2 separate regions of the Homo sapiens genome follow, and region 1 is linked to region 2. A link is an interaction called in ENCODE POLR2A ChIA-PET data of the cell type or tissue named here. Cell type or tissue: A673. All regions are shown on one strand.

What was found. Peaks named below come from ENCODE experiments on the same cell type or tissue, not always from the same donor. Only the 100,000 strongest peaks of a DNase experiment are listed, where the experiment ranks them.
Region 1: POLR2A ChIA-PET joins it to region 2 with 7 read pairs; 2 of 35 experiments call an interaction of 5 or more read pairs at or near these places.

Annotation. Positions count from the first base shown.
Region 1 is chr11:47,495,915-47,500,914 of GRCh38, forward strand. It overlaps CELF1 (CUGBP Elav-like family member 1), which reads right to left. Exons shown (of 15, transcript NM_001376376.1): 2 at 4,947-5,000; 3 at 3,539-3,690. The coding sequence starts at 3,609. Among named protein-coding and RNA genes, the nearest start is that of RAPSN, 49 kb to the left of the region's middle. In A673, no CTCF peak of the experiment used is centred here; no DNase peak of the experiment used is centred here; H3K27ac peaks cover 3,857 bases.
Region 2 is chr11:47,688,095-47,693,094 of GRCh38, forward strand. AGBL2 (AGBL carboxypeptidase 2) reads right to left here. Exons shown (of 19, transcript NM_024783.4): 9 at 4,009-4,162; 10 at 1,982-2,764. Among named protein-coding and RNA genes, the nearest start is that of AGBL2, 25 kb to the right of the region's middle. In A673, no CTCF peak of the experiment used is centred here; no DNase peak of the experiment used is centred here.

The DNA.
Region 1 (5,000 bases), 190 kb before region 2:
TACAAAAAGAAAAAATTCAGATACTTACCAATCCCTCCACCTCCCCAGCAGGCAAAAATACTTGTTGCATTCCAAACTTCTGCTACCACCCACCCTTATACAAGGTCCCTCTGGCTCACATACAGTGCTGTGGAAAAACTGGAACAGAAGTGCGTGAGAATAAAAAGGGCCCAGAAACACTGGCCTGAGTTACTTACCAGCTGCTCCCTAGTGAGAACAAGACAGAATAATACATTTATGCTGTGAGAAAGTTAATTTTCATTTGGATAAAGGTCAATCTTCCTATCATGTGGGGTGTTAGGTACTAGAAAAAGCTATCTCTAAGGACAATAAAGACAATAATAATTTAAAGTCACCATCCAACAACAGAATAGCTAACAATATGCTTTTAAAGGTTTTCAGCCTTCTTCCCTGAGGTATGGAGATAAGATCTGGAGATCTTATCTCTGCAATCATCTTTAATATCATTCATTCAACTGTAATTCCCAAGCTTTTGCTATGGTGCCAGATACTACACACTATAGGGCTCTGTAAGACTGAGCAATATGTGCCCTTGAGGCAATGTCACTGAAAAAGTAGAAGGGCACAACTATAATCCTCTACAAATCCTATAAAGGAATGTTTAAAAGTTCTATGAAAGAAGTGGCTAATATGATTTTACTTTATTTGGAGGAGGGGGAGGTGTGTGTGCAGAGATTTCAGCTGCATAGAGTAGGCAACTAGAAAAAGTGCTACGTGGCATGGAGGAAAGAGGCCTAAGGGTGATGAAGAAATGGTAAGGACTGAGGAGAGATGGGAAAAGTGGGATAACATCAGAAGGGAGAAAAAGGACTTGAGAAAGTTGTGGGCAGAGTACAGAAACAGAGAAGAGATCATACTAGAAAGCTGACTAAGAATAAAGAGGTAGGTCAGAGAGACCCAGTGAAGGGCTTTCCATGTTATAGACAGGTTTGGAGTTTATTCCAAGATTTTAGATTAAGTGAATGATCAGATCTGTCCTTTTAAAAGATACCTAAAAATAATCTGGAGGATGAAATAAGGCAGGGAACATGGAGATCAGAAGGCTCTTGCATAAACTAGTACCTAAGATTAGCACCCAGTCTCAGCCAATACTGAGGAATTTTGGGCCAGGATACACTAGGATCTGGAGTTCACTTGAACTCCAAGGAGGAGAGGAAGAGAAAGAAACTAACAACTCTTGGGTTCTAGTGAAGACAATATGGGAATTACTTTTTGTGGGGAAGTCTCTAGATGAAAAGTAATCAATGAGCAGTATTTAGAATAAAGTCTTAGACCTCAGAAGACATTTGGGGGAACAGAGATCTGAGAAGCAGAGAAGCACATCAGTGTCCCCTTAAGCAATGGGAGAATGAAAAGAAAAAAGTCTGGGACACAACTCATGAAAATATCCATATCTTAGGATGCAGGCAAAGTAGCACCAGTGGAAGCTTAAGAGTGATCAATGAAGAATCAAGAACATTGGCTAACCGTTCACTGACACTAGAGGCAGCCTGGTCTAGTGGGCAAAAATAAAAAGACCTTTACCTTTAAACTTGTACTTCAGGCCCAACACTGATTACTATTTGTCCTCAATCTCTCTCTCAACTGGGTTTCTCATGTTTAAAATCGGGGCAATGGCCTACGCCCAGGCACCCTTGCAAAGTTTTGGTGAAGATGGGTGACTAAAACAGATGCAAACGTACTTGGAAAAAATGTTGACAATCCATTCCCCGACTGACTCTGAGAATGACCTGTGTTAAGTCCACTAGCTCTCGAACTTTAGTGTGCACAAAAAAACATGCTGGACACTTGTTTCTAGAGTCTTGGGGGTCCTATTCTAGAATAAAAACATCTGAATTTTTAAGTTCCAGGTGACTTTCATGCAGTGGTCCATGGTCCAGATTTAATGGGATATTGAATGGGTCCAATCTCTTAAAAGATTAGAAAGCAGGCTGAGAAGAATGCTGTGTCAATGTTGGGTTGAACACCAGGCAGTGGCAAAGCACAGGAAGTATTACAATGAAAGACAATTTGAGCAACAGCCTTGTTTCTAAGGATCATAAATCCTGGGACATGGAAATATCCTTATTATGTATTAAATCTTTATCATGATATTCACTTTAATTTCACCTGTTACAGCTAAAATAAAATTTTAGTAGTAAAGAACTCTCATAAAAAGACATTTAAATTACCGTAATTTTGGAGACTACAGAGGAGGCATAAGATCCACTTCAAAAGAGTAAGACAGGCCAGGTGCCGAGGCAGCAGGATAGCTTGAGCCCAGGAGTTCAAGACCAGCCTGGGCAACACAGGGAGACCTCATATCTACAAAAAGTTTAAAAATTAGCCAGGTGGTGGTGCATGCCTGTGGTCCCAGCTACTTGGGAAGCGGAGGCGAGAGGACTGCTTGAGCCCAGGAGGTTGAGGCTACAGTGAACTGTGACTGTGCCACTGCACTCCAGCCTGGGCAACAAAGCAAGACCCTGTTTCAAAAACAGAGAGAGAAAGAGCTAACTTTGAGCCCTGCCCCCCAACTATTCCACAAAGAACTGTTTGGTATCTACTATTATCCACACCTGTTACATCTAATCCCAGGGTAGACTGATTTGCACATGGAGGCCTAACCTCAAAGACTTGCATTAACACTTGTTATCTAGAGAATATTCTACCATTTAATATTCTTGGCTTTGAATAACCTAAAGCTCATTTGCTGGAGGTTCCAAAATACTCTGAAGCCTGGTTACAGTGACTGAAATCAGGGGTTGGAAATGTGTCCTTCTCTACAAAGTCCAGAATTCAGGTTCCTAGCAGCTACAACTCAGGGTTAGGTTAGCATTTTGGCTGTGTACAACAGCAGTTCTTGGACAGTACTGCAAGCTAACAAGGTTTCTCACTCTCACAATTTATTTGGGCAAATTGCCAATCAAGATTGATCCAGTTTTGCTTTTTTTGGAGGGTAAAGGACAATTTGATGTTCCTAAAATCACGTGCTGAGCTGTATTTTCAATTAGACTCGGCGGGGGTGGGGGGAATCAAGGTCCAGGATTGCACTTTGTATGTTAATACAGAATGTTGTAGATGATACTAAACACACTGACTGTAGCTACCAGTCTTCTCTGTGATAGGAGACTAAGAATCCAGTAATTTAAAATAATAAAATACTTCCTTCCCAAAAGATTATTTGAAATTGCATGTCCAACCCAAAGCGACAATGCTACAGTTTAAAAAAAAAATACCTTGTAATCTATCATATAGGAAAACACTACAGCTTAAAGGAATTGGAGCTAGCACACTTGAGCTGATGCTGCTGGTCATATATCAAGTGCACCTTTATGTAAATAACTTAAAGCCTTGAGGAAATAAGCAGTAATGAGACAGACTACAATTGAAAATAATAGCATGAGAGAATTCAGGTTGTTTTGGCTTCTTTCCCCATTTTTCTCTTCCCCTTCTTAAAAAAAGGAACCAATTTCATCAAATAAAGAAAACAGCCCAGTTCCTCTGCTTATGATAAAAATTAGACAACAAAAATACTTACACGGGACTGGAATTCAAAGAGCAATGATCCACCATCATTTCTGGAAGGAAATCCAACTTAAACGCAGCCATCACCTCACTCTCCCCTTCAGAAGCCAATGATATTAACTTGCTGCACTTGTCTGATCCACAAATACACACAGCTTTAGCTTCCTGGGCCCCACAAAAAACACAAAGTGGAAACAGGAGCTCAGGGAAACCAGCAATAAGTGCCACAGAAAGAGGCAGGACTGGGGAAGGGGTAGGGAAAGGGAGTATTGGATTAAAATGGGGATGTGACCATGTGAAGGGAGGCTCAGCCCAGCACACAATGAAAGTGCTGATGCGCCAGGCTTGTTTTGTGCAATTTTCCCTGGCGAAGCAGTACTAAGTGCACTGTCAGATAAATAGTGTCAGATCCATGAAGATAGCAGTGGCTAACAGAGCAGAAGAAACACAAACTTGTTTCACATCCTCCAAACTCCTCCCTGCAAACCAGTTTTTAAGGTCCCCCAAAGCCTGAAACTACCTGAAGCAAGAAAAGGCTCACCGAAGAAATGGGTTGTTAGCCTTGCTTTTAAACTTACGTTTCCATGTGCCAAAGACAGCAATGAGCACAGTGCTTAGGTCCAAACTAACCTCAGAACAGTCACATAAAGAGGAATGATAAGACCATCAGAAGCAGGCCAGAGGCAAACTGGTTGAATAAACTGGCCACCAGAAACTTACCACTCACATACAACTGCCTACAGTTGATCAGCCTTGCTTTTTTTTTTTTCTTGATATTTTCAAAAGAGCATCAATTTCTCAACTGACCTTGCTTTCTTGATGTGCTATCTAATGGTTAGAGCAAGGTGTGCTATCTAATGGTTCCTCATCTGGGTGAAAGACTTCAAAAATCCTTTGTTCAGTAACACTCATTAGATGGCACAGGGAAATTTTCTTTACTAACTCTGAAGCTTCATCTGCCAGAAAATAAAAATGGAATAGTAATATTCTGCTTCTTACTAGCATACTAGGAAATAATGTATTTTCAGTTCTCTGTTGTCCTTTCTAAAGAAACAAAGAACAAAAGCCACTTTAGTGATAATAATGAAAAAGAACTAGGGCCTACCAGGGACAACACTCAAACATGTAAGGGAAAAACCAAGAAATGAAGTCTCTTCATTCTCTTTTTCCTCCTTTAAACTGTTGATAAAACCAAGACTAGTGAGTGCACACATAAAAATTCTATTATGGGTGAGCAGTAGAGATGGATATACTTAGCAGTCAAGGCAGATGTGTGCTCCCGTTCTCAATTTAGCTCCACATCCCCCCAAACAACAAATGGCGGCATTTCAATATTTAGGCAGTGACTCTAAAATGTTATCTCTGAAGGCTCCCAAATTTCACAGGCTTTCTTTCCATTTTTATCATTAGAGTTGCCTTACCTCAAAGATTTCACTTCACCCAAGCTCAGTTCACAACACAGGGAACTTTGAAAA
Region 2 (5,000 bases):
ACCACGCCTGGCCAGATATTTCTTTATAGCAATGCAAATACAACCTAATACACGGGGTCTCACTGTGTTGCTCAGGCTGGTCTCCAACTCCTGGGCTCAAGTGATCCTCCTGCCTCGGCCTCTCAAAGTGCTGGGATTACAGGCATGAGTCACTGTGCCTGACCAGAAATGGAAAAGTTCTGATTTGGAAAGGGGTGGTGGGTAGCCTTGCGTAAGTTGACAAGGAAGTGCAAAAAAGCCTATTGAGAAAAAGCTCACCATGGTGCAGACCTGTGAAGAAAGAGAGGGAGGCAGAGAGTGGGCAGTTGCAGGAAAGAAAAAGAACCAAAGAAAGCCTTGATTCCTGACTTTCGAGGGCCAGTTCCTACAAGGCTCAGCTCTTCTTTGTCTCATGATCACCCAGGACACCTATTCCAGCTTTCCAAATATGTTCACTTTCCCCATGATGAGTATAATAACAACAATGCTACACATTTATAATATGCTGGGTACTATAGTAAATAGATCATGTGATTATCTCAATCCTCACAGTAACCACCCAAGGCAGGTATTATTTTTCCACTCTACAGATGAGAAAGCTGAAGCTCAGACACATTAAATCACTTAGCCAAGGTCACAGAACCAGCCAGCAGTAAAAACAGGTCTCAAACTCAGGCCTGTCTGACTCTGAAACATATGCTCTTTAGCTATGCCTGCCATGGTGCCATCTCAGCTCATTGCAACCTCTGCCTCCCAGGTTCAAGTGATTCTCCTGACTCGGCCTCCTGAGTAGCTGGGATTACAGGCACCCACCATCATGCCCGGCTAATTTTTCTATTTTTAGTAGAGACGAGGTTTCACCATGTTGGCCAGGCTGGTCTCAAACTCCTGACCTCAGGTGATCTGCCTGCCTCAGCCTCCCAAAGTGCTGGGATTACAGGTGTCAGCCACTGAGCCCAGCCCACATATTCTTATATGCTGTATTTTCATTTCCAATGGCATGAAAATTCCTTTAAGGTGGGTGCTATTACATTATAGCCTTCAATGCTTTTATACAGGCTTGAAAACTGCTGACTGATGTTATGATTCTTTCTTTGTGATAGGCAATATAAGATCGTAAAAGGAATTTAGACTCTGGAACCAGAGAGAGAGCCTGTATTTAAATATCTACTTTGTCACTTAATAGCTTTATGACCTTAGGCAAGTTACTTAACCTACCCACTTCTCAATTTTTTTTTTTTTTTTTTTTGAGATGGAGTCTCACTCTGCCACCCAGGCTAGAGTGCAGTGGCACGCTCTTGGCTCACTGCAATCTCTACCTCTTTGGTTCAAGCGATTCTCCTGCCTCAGCCTCTTCAGTAGCTGGGATTACAGGCACCCACCAGCACGCCTGGCTAATTTTTGTATCTTTAGCAGAGACTGGGTTTCGCCATGTTGGCCAGGTTGGTCTTGAACTCCTGACCCCAGGTAATCCGCCCACTTCAGCCTCCCAAAGTGCTGGGATTACAGCCGTGAGCCACCACGCCTGGCCTAGGTTCTCAATTTCTGTATCATACAACATGCGATATTGACTGTGCCTACCTCATAATGTTAATGTGAAGATTAAATGAGTCATGTGTGTAATGCACCTACCATACAGCTTGCCACTTCATGCATACACATTTACTAATTGTTAGCTACTATTATTATGATACAAGTCTCATCATGAAGACCTATGAACTCCCCTGAACTCTGACCTTTTCCATTCAATTATTTCACTTACAAGTGAAATGACTCTTGCTGAAATGTTGCATGTCCAGTTTCAACCCAAAGACAAGACATGATTTAAAAGTCTGAAAATTAACAAAGTCACTTGACTACAAAGAGACTGGTAAGGGCTCTGTCTCCAAAGTCATACTCAATTCCTTTAACAACAGAAGAGACCTCATACCCCATCAGGTAGGGATATCTGGTGCTAGGACTCATAGCAGTCACAGAAAGATCAACAGATAAAAAGTCTCACCTTTTGATCATGTTCCTGGTGTACCAAATACAAGGGAAAGACTCCTTCAGAATGGTTTTATAATGCCTGTTCAAATCCCTTCCGGCCAAGGAACACCGATAATTCCCCACAATCACACCATCTGGATTTAACATGGGAAGCACCTTGAAGACAAAAATATCTCTGAGGAGCTGGGCATCTGGGGAGTTGCTAAGGATGAAGTCCAAAAAGCCTTTCATAACCCAGGAGCCATTACTTTCTCCAGGGTGAACTCTGGCACTCAAGACCACAGCTTTCTTTGCAGCTGCCTCTTGAGGGGTCTGGGATGGGTTGGTGATGGTGAGCAAGTAAACGGTATTTCCTGCTAGGCTCCTGCATAAAGTTTGGAGCTTGCAGAACTGAGACTGGATAGGGTTGTTTGCCACTGACAGGAGGTAGCATTGCAAATCAGTGTATGTATATGGGTAGAAGTGTGCAAAGAAGCAAGTGTCCTGGTCATATGGAAACTGAATGGTCCACGTGAGACAGTAGAAGGGCTGCTGCCCATCATCCGTGTTGTTCTTGTAGTACTTGATTTCATTTCCTTCTCTCCTCCAGCCAATATTGCGGGTGTTGGCATCCAATTGGGAGTACAAGAGTGGCTTCATCCCTACAGTATAAAGACTCTTGGGTTTTAGCAAGTTGACAATGGTGAAGCGATAGGTAGCATCTTTTCTGGTGTTCTGAACACGAAAATAAAACCACTGAGTGTGTTTGTTAGTGTAGAGGTCAGTTCGCAAGGTGAGTTCATACTCATAGGTGTCTCTGTAATGGAGAAAATAGAACAACTCTGTAAGCTTACACCCTGCCTTAAAAAACAAATTGGGAAAATGTTGTTTTCTCCTGGTAAAAACAGGTCTTATTACAACAGAAAAATCTGCTACCTTAATCATTTATTCTCTGTAATCCCAGCACTTTGGGAGGCTGAGGCGGGCTGATTACCTGAGGTCAGGAGTTCAAGACCAGCCTGGCCAACATGGTGAAACCCCATCTCTACTAAATATACAAAAAAAAAAAAAAATTAGCCAGGTGTGGTGGCGGGTGCCTGTAATCCCAGCTACTCAGGAGGCTGAAGCAAGAGAATCACTTGAACCCACGAGGTGTAGGTTGCAGTGAGCTGAGATCGTGCCATTGCTCTCCAGCCTGAGCAACAGAGCAAGACTCCATCTTGAGGAAAAAACAAACAAACAAACAAAAACAATAAGGAAGTATATCTATGGTACTGCCATAGAAAAACACCTGAAATTTATGAAGTGGAAAAAAAATTTGCCAATTTGCAAAACAATATGTACATACACCATTAATCAATTTTTATTTTAAAAATATATAAATGGCCGGGCACAGTGGCTCATGCCTGTAATCCCTGCACTTTGGGAGGCCGAGACGGGCAGATCGCGAAATCAGGAGATCGAGACCATCCTGGCTAACATGGTGAAATCCCGTCTCTACTAAAAATACAAAAAAATTAGCCAGGCATGGTGGCAGGCGCCTGTAGTCCTAGCTACTCAGGAGGCTGAGGCAGGAGAATGGCATGAACCTGGGAGGCGGAGCTTGCAGTGAGCCAAGATCATGTCACTGCACTCCAGCCTGGGCAACAGAGAGAGACTCCATCTCAAGAAAAAAAAAAAAAAAAAAAATATATATATATATATATATATATATAATTTGTGCATATTACATATACACACACAGAAAAATATTAAGGCATATACACTAAACTTAATATTTGCTGCATCTAGGAAGTATGACTATAGGACTTTTTATGTTACATATTTTTACTAATACAAATTTTAGGTGAGCTCTAATTTCTTCTATAAGCAAAGTAAACAATTTAGAAAACATTTTATTTTGGGGAAAAAATGAGTAATAATTACTCCATTTTTCTTCATACCCATAACTATTCCCCATCACCTCTTTCTTTTTTGCAAGTACTTCTGATTCCTAATATCATTACTGAAGACACCTTCTAGTCACTCCAATTATCATCCCTTTGAGAAATTGTTACTCACACTCTGACAGCTTTTTGCAGATTCCCACTCTCAAACCTTGATTCAAACAGTAGAGTATTATCTTCTGGTCCTTGCAACGTGACAGCAAGTTCCTTGACAATTCCTCGTTTGCCTCCCACTCTGGAACTGGTAAAATAGGAACCTTCTATAGGCACTGCAGAGAAAAGATATATTTAGGCTAGGTTCTACTCAGAATCCACTCATTCAGCAAATACTTAAGTGGCCCCTCTAAGTGGTCAACACTATTCTAGACCAACAATGAAATTTCTAATTTTCAACTATCTTTGCAGAGACTTTTAATCTTTTTTTTTTTTTTTTTTTTTTTTTGGGACAGAGTCTCACTCTGTCACCCAGGCTGGAGTGCAGTGACACGATCTTGGCTCACTGCAAGCTCCGCCTCCCAGGTTCATGCCATTGTCCTGCCTCAGCCTCCCGAGTAGCTGGGACTACAGGCGCCCACCACCACGCCTGGCTAATTTTTTTGTATATTTAGTAGAGACGGAGTTTCACCGTGTTAGCCAGGATGGTCTCGATCTCCTGACCTTGTGATCTGCCCGTCTCAGCCTCCCAAAGTGCTGGGATTACAGGTGTGAGCCACCACGCCTGGCCATCCAACATCAATTTTTTTTTAAATGAATTATGCTTTTGGTGTCATATCTAGAATCCACTGCCACATCCAAGGTCATGAAGATTTATCCCTATGTTTTGATTTATCCCTATGTTTTCTTTGTTTGAGACAGGGTCTCACTCTATCACCCAGGCTGGAATGCAGCAGCGTGAATCACAGTTCACTGCAGCCTCTACCTTTTGTGCTCAAGTGATCCTCCCACCTCAACTTCCTGAGTAGCTGGGACCACAGGAGTGCACCACCACACCCAACTAATTGTTTAATTTTTTTGTAGAGATGAGGTCCCACTATGTCACCCAGGCTATTCTTGAACTCCAGGGCCCAAGCGATCCTCCTTCTTCAGCCTCCCAAAGTGCTGAGTTTA